Regions from separate parts of the Homo sapiens genome. Here regions 1 and 2 are each linked to region 3. A link is a contact called in ENCODE Hi-C or POLR2A ChIA-PET data. All regions are on one chromosome and are shown on one strand. Each heading gives the region's core, a stretch centred on a gene start or an enhancer-like site at or near the end of the contact. The rest is flanking DNA. Distances are from core to core; before and after follow the strand shown. Region 1 holds the start of ARV1 (ARV1 fatty acid homeostasis modulator). Region 2 holds the start of H2AC25 (H2A clustered histone 25). Region 3 holds the start of URB2 (URB2 ribosome biogenesis homolog).

Evidence for each region. Hi-C counts contacts between places; a loop is a spot of excess contacts on that map. ChIA-PET counts read pairs that join two places held with the same protein, here RNA polymerase II (POLR2A). Pooled maps may share reads with other maps.
Region 1: a loop to region 3 is called in a map of B cell, with 17 times the contacts of the local background. The contact joins the promoter of ARV1 here to the promoter of URB2 in region 3. A Hi-C loop is called at or near these places in 1 of 168 maps with a recorded cell type or tissue (B cell), 2 of 37 single-sample maps with no recorded cell type and 10 of 50 pooled maps.
Region 2: a loop to region 3 is called in a map of naive thymus-derived CD4-positive, alpha-beta T cell, with 9 times the contacts of the local background. The contact joins the promoter of H2AC25 here to the promoter of URB2 in region 3. A Hi-C loop is called at or near these places in 1 of 168 maps with a recorded cell type or tissue (naive thymus-derived CD4-positive, alpha-beta T cell) and 7 of 50 pooled maps. POLR2A ChIA-PET finds 5 or more read pairs at or near these places in 1 of 52 experiments (GM10248).

What each region holds. Positions count from the first base shown.
Region 1 is chr1:230,977,806-230,980,572 of GRCh38, reverse strand. It overlaps ARV1 (ARV1 fatty acid homeostasis modulator), which reads right to left and starts at 1,479. Exons shown (of 6, transcript NM_022786.3): 1 at 1,294-1,479. The coding sequence starts at 1,467. TTC13 (tetratricopeptide repeat domain 13) reads left to right here and starts at 1,712. Exons shown (of 23, transcript NM_024525.5): 1 at 1,712-2,013. The coding sequence starts at 1,743. RefSeq lists an enhancer at 1,248-1,547 and silencers at 1,828-2,087, 2,108-2,397.
Region 2 is chr1:228,456,423-228,459,122 of GRCh38, reverse strand. H2AC25 (H2A clustered histone 25) reads left to right here and starts at 1,250. Exons shown (of 1, transcript NM_033445.3): 1 at 1,250-1,759. The coding sequence starts at 1,306. The coding sequence ends at 1,698. It overlaps H2BC26 (H2B clustered histone 26), which reads right to left and starts at 1,020. Exons shown (of 1, transcript NM_175055.3): 1 at 565-1,020. The coding sequence starts at 993. The coding sequence ends at 613. RefSeq lists enhancers at 1-540, 541-1,127.
Region 3 is chr1:229,624,830-229,627,529 of GRCh38, reverse strand. URB2 (URB2 ribosome biogenesis homolog) reads right to left here and starts at 1,283. Exons shown (of 10, transcript NM_014777.4): 1 at 1,174-1,283. It overlaps TAF5L (TATA-box binding protein associated factor 5 like), which reads left to right and starts at 1,408. Exons shown (of 5, transcript NM_014409.4): 1 at 1,408-1,645. RefSeq lists enhancers at 710-789, 2,450-2,499 and silencers at 980-1,679, 1,770-1,959.

The DNA of each region.
Region 1 (2,767 bases), core at 230-2,729, 1.4 Mb before region 3:
CATTTGAGGTCAGTTCAAGACCAGCCTGGTCAACATGGTGAAACCTGGTCTCTACTAAAAATACAAAAATTAGCCCGGCGTGGTGGTGCAGGCCTGTAATCCCAGCTACTTGGGAGGCTGAGGCAGGAGAATTGCTTGAACTTGGGAGGCAGAGGTTTTAGTGAGCTGAGAGTGCCCCACTGCACTCCAGCCTGGGTGACAGAGGGAAACTCTATCTCAAAAAGAAAGAAAGAAAGAAAAAAAAAACCGAAATAAGATTGCCAGAAATCATGAAAGGCCTATATGAGGTTAATCGTCACAAATTTGTTTTTCCCCAGCAACGTACTGCTGCATGGGTACAGGGACAAGACCAGGCAATATGTTGGATTTAACAAGGGTTGACATTTTGACAAAAGAGGGAAAGTACTTGAGAGAGGAACAGGAAATTGAGGTTGTATGCATCAGAACGTTATGTGGTTGGCAGATTATACAGGTATACACTCAGTTTGTCAATTCTCTTGTATATTACTACAGACCATAATTTACTAAAGAGATTAGAAAATCACAAGATCTGAAATGGGACAAAAATGTACTGTCTATTCTGTGACAGGTTCTTTGCTAATTAATACCCCCAAAGAACCTCCAACTTTGTAGACTCTTTAAACATAAGATTATTCTCTCTGCCGTAAAATAAAGAAGGGAAAGAGTAGCAGGAGACTCCATAGGGCCTTATAAGCCAGTTCAGGGATTCGGGCCTTAACTCTGAGATGGAAAATCATCAGAAAGTTCAAGGTATTCTACGAACACCTTGAAATGAGAATTTTTACTTCCTCACTTTTGGGTTTTGTACCACCAACGTCTAGCATAGTGCTTTGTACACCGTAGACATCCAATAACGACAATTGATGAAACCTTTAAAAAGCATCGTAGGTGAATTCAACATGGGTTGTGGAGGGTAAGGATGGTACCATCTCTCTGTCAAAGGGAGAAGAGCTAGAAGGAAGTAGCTTTGGCATGAACCAAAATGTCAACCTAATTGATCTTTAAATTTCTCTGCAAAATGCCCACATCTACCTCTGTCTGTCGGTCCGGTCCGTTCGCCGGCTTAGGTCATATCACCCAAATATGCCCCAGTATGAGAAAAGCGCTGTCGGGTAGCTGAGTTCTCTATCAGTACAGATATTCATGCAAAGATCCCGGGCGGGAATGTCAACTACCGAACTAAAGACTGTATCAGAGGACCCTGCTCCTCGCGGTCCCCAAATCCCGCCGCGCCATTTTCTTCTCAAGGGCACCCCACACCTGACAACTCACACAGATGGTTATCTTCAGCACACCGTGGTTATAGTCTCGGTACAACTCTTTGGCCTCCTGGTTGCATTCGATGCACCTGTACTGGCAGGAGGCCGAGGCAGCAGTAGGAGTCGCTGCCACCCCATCCACGTTCCCCTTCCCCTGCTGCAGGCCGCTCCGCCCGCCGTTGCCCATTTCCACTCAACTGCAGTCCAGAACTTCCGATTCTGTGGAGGGTAAGACGTCAGACGCCAGACCGGAAGACTTGCGCCGCGCGGGCTTATTGGGATTCGTAGTCCCGGCACCGGCAAGGCGGCCCCGGGCTGGCCGAGCTGGGACTACCATTCCCAGCACACAATGCTTCTCCCCTTGTCCCGCCCCCTTGCCACGGTCCACCTGCCCGCCGTAGGTTAGAGGCGGGGAGGCCTGAGAGCCGGGCAAGGGCTGTCGCGCATGCGCCTTGAGGGAAGATGGCACCTGCCGGCTGCTGCTGCTGCTGCTGCTTCTGGGGCGGCGCTGTGGCCGCCGCGGGCGCCGCCCGGCGTGTCCTGCTGCTGCTGCTGCTGGGGGTCCTGTCCGCCGGGCTGCGGCCAGGCGCCCTGGCCACCGAGCACTACTCGCCGCTCTCCCTGCTCAAGCAGGAGCTGCAGCACCGGCAGCAGCAGGAGGCCCCGGCGGGCGGCGGCGGCTGCAGCCCGCAGTCCGGGGACTGGGGGGACCAGTACTCTGCCGAGTGCGGCGGTGAGTGGGCGGCGGCGGGCGTCCGAGTCGGCCGGGGCGGCGGGGCAGCGGGGCTGGGGTCCCGGGCCGGGGTACGGGTCGCCCGGGCCTCACGCCTCCGGCTGCGGCGCGCGATCCGCGGGAGCCGGCTCGGCCAGGGGTCCTGGCGGGCAGCTTCCCGCCGCTGCCACCCACGCCGCCGCGCGCCCTCCTGCAGCCGCCTTTGGGCAGGGCGGCGAGTCGAGAAATGAGCTGACAGCATGCTCCTGGGGCCAGGGCGGCCTCTCTCCTGAGTCTGAAGCAACTGTTGGAAGGGTGGCGGAGGAGATGGCAGGTGGCCCGGGGCAGCCCTGTTCCCGCCGCCGGCCTCCCGAGGATGCCGAAGGGGCGAGGGAGGGGCGGGCGGACGAGCAACCAGCCCGGCGGCTTGCGGAGCCCGCCCCCGGAGGGAGACGCCTGGCACATCTTAGGCCTGGAAATCAGGCTTCCTGACCTCCCGGGTTAATGTCTCGTATACAACAGTTCCTAAAAATTGGATCCCTGGAATGGAAAAAAAGAGCAAGCCCATCTTATCTGCTCGTTGACATCTTGCTTCCAGTTGTTTAAGATCAACCTGCGATCTGTCAGGTGTCTCCCAGAGGGAAAAAAGGCCCCTGCAGGCCTTGAGCCTGTGTGTCAGTGCCGTGTGTGTATTGGAGCTACGCCAGCTCATTCATTAAGAATGGGCGCTATTGGCTTCAGTTTAATAAATCATAGCAGATGCCTCTGGGACAAA
Region 2 (2,700 bases), core at 1-2,500, 1.2 Mb after region 3:
TTGGGAGGCAGAGGCGGATGGATCACCAGGTCAGAAGATCGAGACTATCCTGGCCAACATGGTGAAACCCCGTCTCTACTAAAAATACAAAAAATTAGCCAGGCGTGGTGGGGCGTGCCTGTAATCCCAGCTACTCGTAAGGCTGAGGCAGGAGAATCGCTTGAACCCAGGAGGCGGAGGTTGCAGTGAGCCCAGATTGCGCCACTGCACGCCAGCCTAGAGACAGAGCGAGACTTCTTCTAGAAAAAAAAAAAAAAAAAAAGAAAGAAAGAAAAAAAAAAGAAATCTCGTCGTGAGTTAATAGCTCTGCGCGGAGGGAGGGGATGGAGAGGGGGTCCTTGATCGCCTCCCAACATTACTGAGCTACATCACCTGAGCAGTTTCTACCCCGATTTCTGTAACGAGCAGTTTTTCTCGTTCTGTGCCGGCGCGCGCGCGCACACACACACACACACACACACACACACGGCTCAGATTCGGCCGCACCCGGCAACCGCTAGGGTGCATGGAGACACATTAGGTTACATAACCCTTCACCGTGTTCGAAACCCTTTCTTGATCGTGTGGGTGGCTCTGAAAAGAGCCTTTGGGTTCAGGACGCCGAGGAACGCCTCACTTGGAGCTGGTGTACTTGGTGACAGCCTTGGTGCCCTCGGACACGGCGTGCTTGGCCAGCTCGCCGGGCAGCAGCAGGCGAACGGCCGTCTGCACTTCGCGGGACGTGATGGTGGAGCGCTTGTTGTAGTGTGCCAGGCGGGAGGCCTCGCTGGCGATGCGCTCGAAGATGTCATTGACGAAGGAGTTCATGATGCCCATGGCCTTGGACGAGATGCCGGTGTCGGGGTGCACCTGCTTCAGCACCTTGTACACGTAGATAGAATAGCTCTCCTTGCGGCCGCGCTTGCGCTTCTTGCCGTCCTTCTTCTGTGCCTTGGTGACAGCCTTTTTAGAACCCTTCTTGGGCGCAGGAGCCGATTTGGACGGGTCTGGCATGATGGCTGAGTCTCTCCAAACAGAAACGCGCGGCGCTCGGAGTAACTCTATTTGTACGTTTTGTATTCAAATGAAGGCTCAGGATTTGCTCACTTCTGATTGGATCAAACGTTGTTCTACGTCATCGCTGGGAAAGGAATACGCAAATTAGGAGTGCCAGGTTCTTTTTCTGATTGGCTACCATAGCCATCCAATCGAACGCCGCGGTCTAGCCTACCTCTGTACCATACATAAGGGCTCGCTGGCCTTCACTGCCCTCTTGTTTTTAGTCTCGCTTTTCGGTTGCCGTTGTCTTTTTTCCTTGACTCGGAAATGTCCGGTCGTGGTAAGCAGGGTGGCAAGGCGCGCGCCAAGGCTAAGTCGCGCTCGTCGCGCGCGGGGCTGCAGTTCCCCGTGGGCCGCGTGCACCGGTTGCTCCGCAAGGGCAACTATTCGGAGCGCGTGGGCGCCGGCGCCCCGGTCTATCTGGCCGCGGTGCTCGAGTACTTGACTGCCGAGATCCTGGAGCTTGCCGGCAACGCGGCGCGCGACAACAAGAAGACGCGCATCATCCCGCGCCACCTGCAGCTGGCCATCCGCAACGACGAGGAGCTCAACAAGCTGCTGGGCCGCGTGACCATCGCGCAGGGTGGCGTCCTGCCCAACATCCAGGCCGTACTGCTGCCCAAGAAGACGGAGAGCCACCACAAGGCCAAGGGCAAGTGAGGCCGCCCGCCGCCCCCGGGGCCCCTTTGATGGACATAAAGGCTCTTTTCAGAGCCACCTACTATCTCGAGAAAAGAGCCGCACTGATCCTGCAGTTCTTTATAGGCCGGAGGCCTGATCACCCTAGGCTCATGAATGAGCGCAGTGGCCATGGGGAAGGGCGCAACGGGAACCGAGACCCTGGGGACTGATTGGGCTGCATACTTGCGAGGTGGGCAACGTGTTCTGTTAACAACAGGGAACCCTCGTCCACAGGTGGCCACCCCTTGCTCTTGAGTCCCACCCAAAACCTCTAGTAGGGTTTTAATAACGCTCACCGTAAAGGTGTCTTCATAATTACTAGTGACAAGTTCTCTTGACTCTAGCAAGGTTCCCGTGTGGTCATCAAGTACAGAATGCAATTTCTTAATGATTTATCTGATATTAAAAGTATTTATGATCTCTAAGTAGTTTGCACTTTAATTCTGAAGAGTAAGTCTATGGATTTCTATTTAAATTGCTAAGTTTTAACAATGTGAGCTCCACCAGTGTTAAGATTTAATTTATTTGGCTGGGAATTCTAAAGGTCATGAGGAAAGTTTCAGTACTTAAAAGGAACCAGATTAGTAGATGCTGAAAGGTATAAACCTTTTAAGAAGACTTAATTTGGAATAGGATAATTATTTAAAGGAATTTAGTTTGTTTAATTCGGGTTGGTCAAACATTAATCAAAGATCCCCTTAAATTGATTGCTAAAATTGGAGAACAAAATAATTTGTACACTGTTTTTGAAAAGGAAAACTAAATTTGCGAGTTAAGCAAATTTAAAATGAGTATTGTTAGAACCAGATGAATGATGATACATGTGGACTTTAGGAAAATAACGGTTTGTAACTACATTTTTCCTTATAAAATGGAGGGTTTAAGAGCGTCGGAGACCTCCAGGCAAATTAACTGAAATGGCTGTGTTAATAGCCCCTAAATCCTGGAGGAGAGAGGTTCATTGATTTAATCCACGATAAT
Region 3 (2,700 bases), core at 34-2,533:
TGTTTACCTAATATGTATTCTTTTAAAAGTTTTTAATGAATCAACAGATTTGTCGGGGTAAATCTACATACAAGATGCTTGACTCCAGAATTTTCTGGGGGAAATTCAGACAAAAGCAAGCAAAAGATGGACTGCACACACAGAAGATGGACTATATGTATTCCAGCTATGATCAAACATCACTTCCACAAAGGTGAGTGTTCAGGAATTCAACAAGGCCAAAATCAGTGATTACATTACTTGTGGAAAGAGTCATTCATACATGGTTTCAAATTGAAAGAGGAAAAGATACATAAGCAATATCCGGAGAAAGTAATATGTCTCCAAGTGAAAAAGAAAACCCCAAAGGAATACAGTTATTTCAGCTGCAACAGTAACCTTCCACTAACACTTTTATTCAGTCGTGTATAAATTTACAACGCACATACACTTCAAAAAAGACTCTACAAGAGATACTTGCACAAGGAAAAGACTAAAAATAGAAAACAAAAAACCATGAAATCTCGGGGGTAGCAAACATACCAAACACCTACAGTTACTATTAAACTGGGTAAACTTGGCTTTGAGTTTCCTAAAAGTTATAGTAAAAAGGAACGTTAAGACGTTTTCATTTTAGAAATTAAGTTATCCTTCACTCTACTGCAGAGAACAAGAACGTCAAGTGCTGTCAGTTTTCCTATTTTGTCAAAATGTCCAAAACGAATTCAACGATGCCTGACTTTCTAAGTTCAATACCATAGAACCGCCATCGCGACAGCTACAAAGTGCATAACAGGTGTTTGCTGAACTGGCTACAAAGACAACCGAGATGCTCTCCCCGGCTCCGCCAGAGTTCGGCTCTCCGGGCCTCCAACCGCCCTTACCGGGCAATGCGAAGTCCAGGGCGGACAGCACAGCCCTGCCAGCACTCCCTGCCCAGCAGAAAGAGACCAAGCAACAAGAACCAGGGGAGAGCAGCTAGGAGCCAGGAGGGAGTTCGCCTTCGCGAATGGAGCGTGCCGAAGCCGCTCCAGCCCAGAGTCTGCTGGCGGCACCGGAACTGGGCAGGGTTGGGGGGCCCCCCATCTGGGCCCGGCCTTAGGTAGGGGGATCTCCTCTGGACCAGCCCCGGGTGGGGGGACTCACCTCGGGACCTGGCTGCCCGCAGGGGCTGACCGCAGGTGGGGGACTCACCTCGGGATCCGGCCCGGTAGGGGGCTCAGCTCGAGACAGCTCCGGGTAGACAGGGGAGGACGGCGGCAGCGGCGGCGGCTGCTGTCCCGGTGCGGCGGAGGCCGCTGTACGGGTCCCGCGTCCCCACCACGTGGGACCGGTACCCGCGCTCCTTCCGCCGGACGCCGGCGGCGCAGCGGGGAGGGGCTGCACGCACGCCAGGCGTCGCCAGCCGAGCGCCGAGGCGCCTCGCCCATTGGCGGAGACGGTTGCGCGTTGGAGGCCCGAGCGGCCCAGCCCGCGGCCCGCTCCGTGTCAGTCAGTCATGGAGCGGCCGCCCAGAGCGGCGGCGGGGGCGGCGGGGCGCGGGGCGCGGGGGCCCAGCTGAGCCGGCCGTCGGAGTGAGACCCTGCGGCAGAGACGACGGAGGCGGAAGCAACCCGATCCCGGAGGCGGCGGCGGCGGGGGGAGCCGGAGCCGCCTGGGATGTTCAGTGAGTGCCGGGAGCACGGGCGGGGAGGGCCGGGAGGGTCGCGAGGCGCGCGCGCGCGCGGGCGGGCGGGGGCCGGGGCGGTGGGGCCTCGGCGGGGCGCGCCTTGGCTCCCGCCGGCGGGCGGTGGGGGTGGGGCGCGGGAGGCGGGGCTGGGGGGCGGCGGGCGGCTCTGCGCGGGCGCGACGGCCGCGCCTCCGCCCTCGGCCTCCCGAGTCCCGGGCTGCGGCCGGCGGCGTGGCCTGCAGTCGGCGGCTACACCTGGACTGGCGTCGCGTTCCTGCGCAGGGGTGGGTCCTGCGGGTTGGATGCCGGGCTCGGGGAGGAGGTGGCGGGCGCCCGCGGGGAAGGTATCCCAGTGCCCGACAGCCAAGCAGGGAGCACGGCTCCACAGCTCCTTTGCATGTAGGGGAAAAGGAAATGTCTTTGCGGCGAAGTCGGGATTCAACTTTGCACATGGTGATCGTGCGTGGGTGGGTGTGGAGTCGATCTCCGCGTGTGACACGGGGGAGCCAGAGTTAGACTAGCTGCTGCAGGAGAGTGCTTACCTGCAAGGGTGTCTCTCGGGGCTCGTTGCCTCATGACAGCAAGGTAAGGTTGGTGCGCCCATGGTGTGGGACGGGTTCACCACCTCCAGCTCGCGAAGCTGCCAGGCTTTTGAAAATGTATTCGATAAGGCGTTGGTCCGAAGTGAGTGGATGGTTAGAAACAGTGGTGTCATTTTAGACTTAGCGGAAGTGGAGTGCAGGAACGCTACATGCAGTTCTCCCATCAGTTGTGAAAGTCGTTGTAATGCGGATCTCGCAGTCTTTGTGGTTCTGGGATCAGAAGGTAAGTGCCAGTCCCATGCAGTGTCTGTCTTAAATTACTGTACCTAAACTGACCTTGCAGATTGGAATCTCGGAATGGTGACTCCTGCTAACAAGCAGTTGGGAGCTGTGCTGAGAGGAACATTAAGTGCGGAGCGTGTCTTATATCAGGCGATTCAAGTGTGCCAACACCTGAGTTGGGGATGTAGGGGAGGACACGGAGGCTGTGCCCCAGTTCCTGGTCACAGC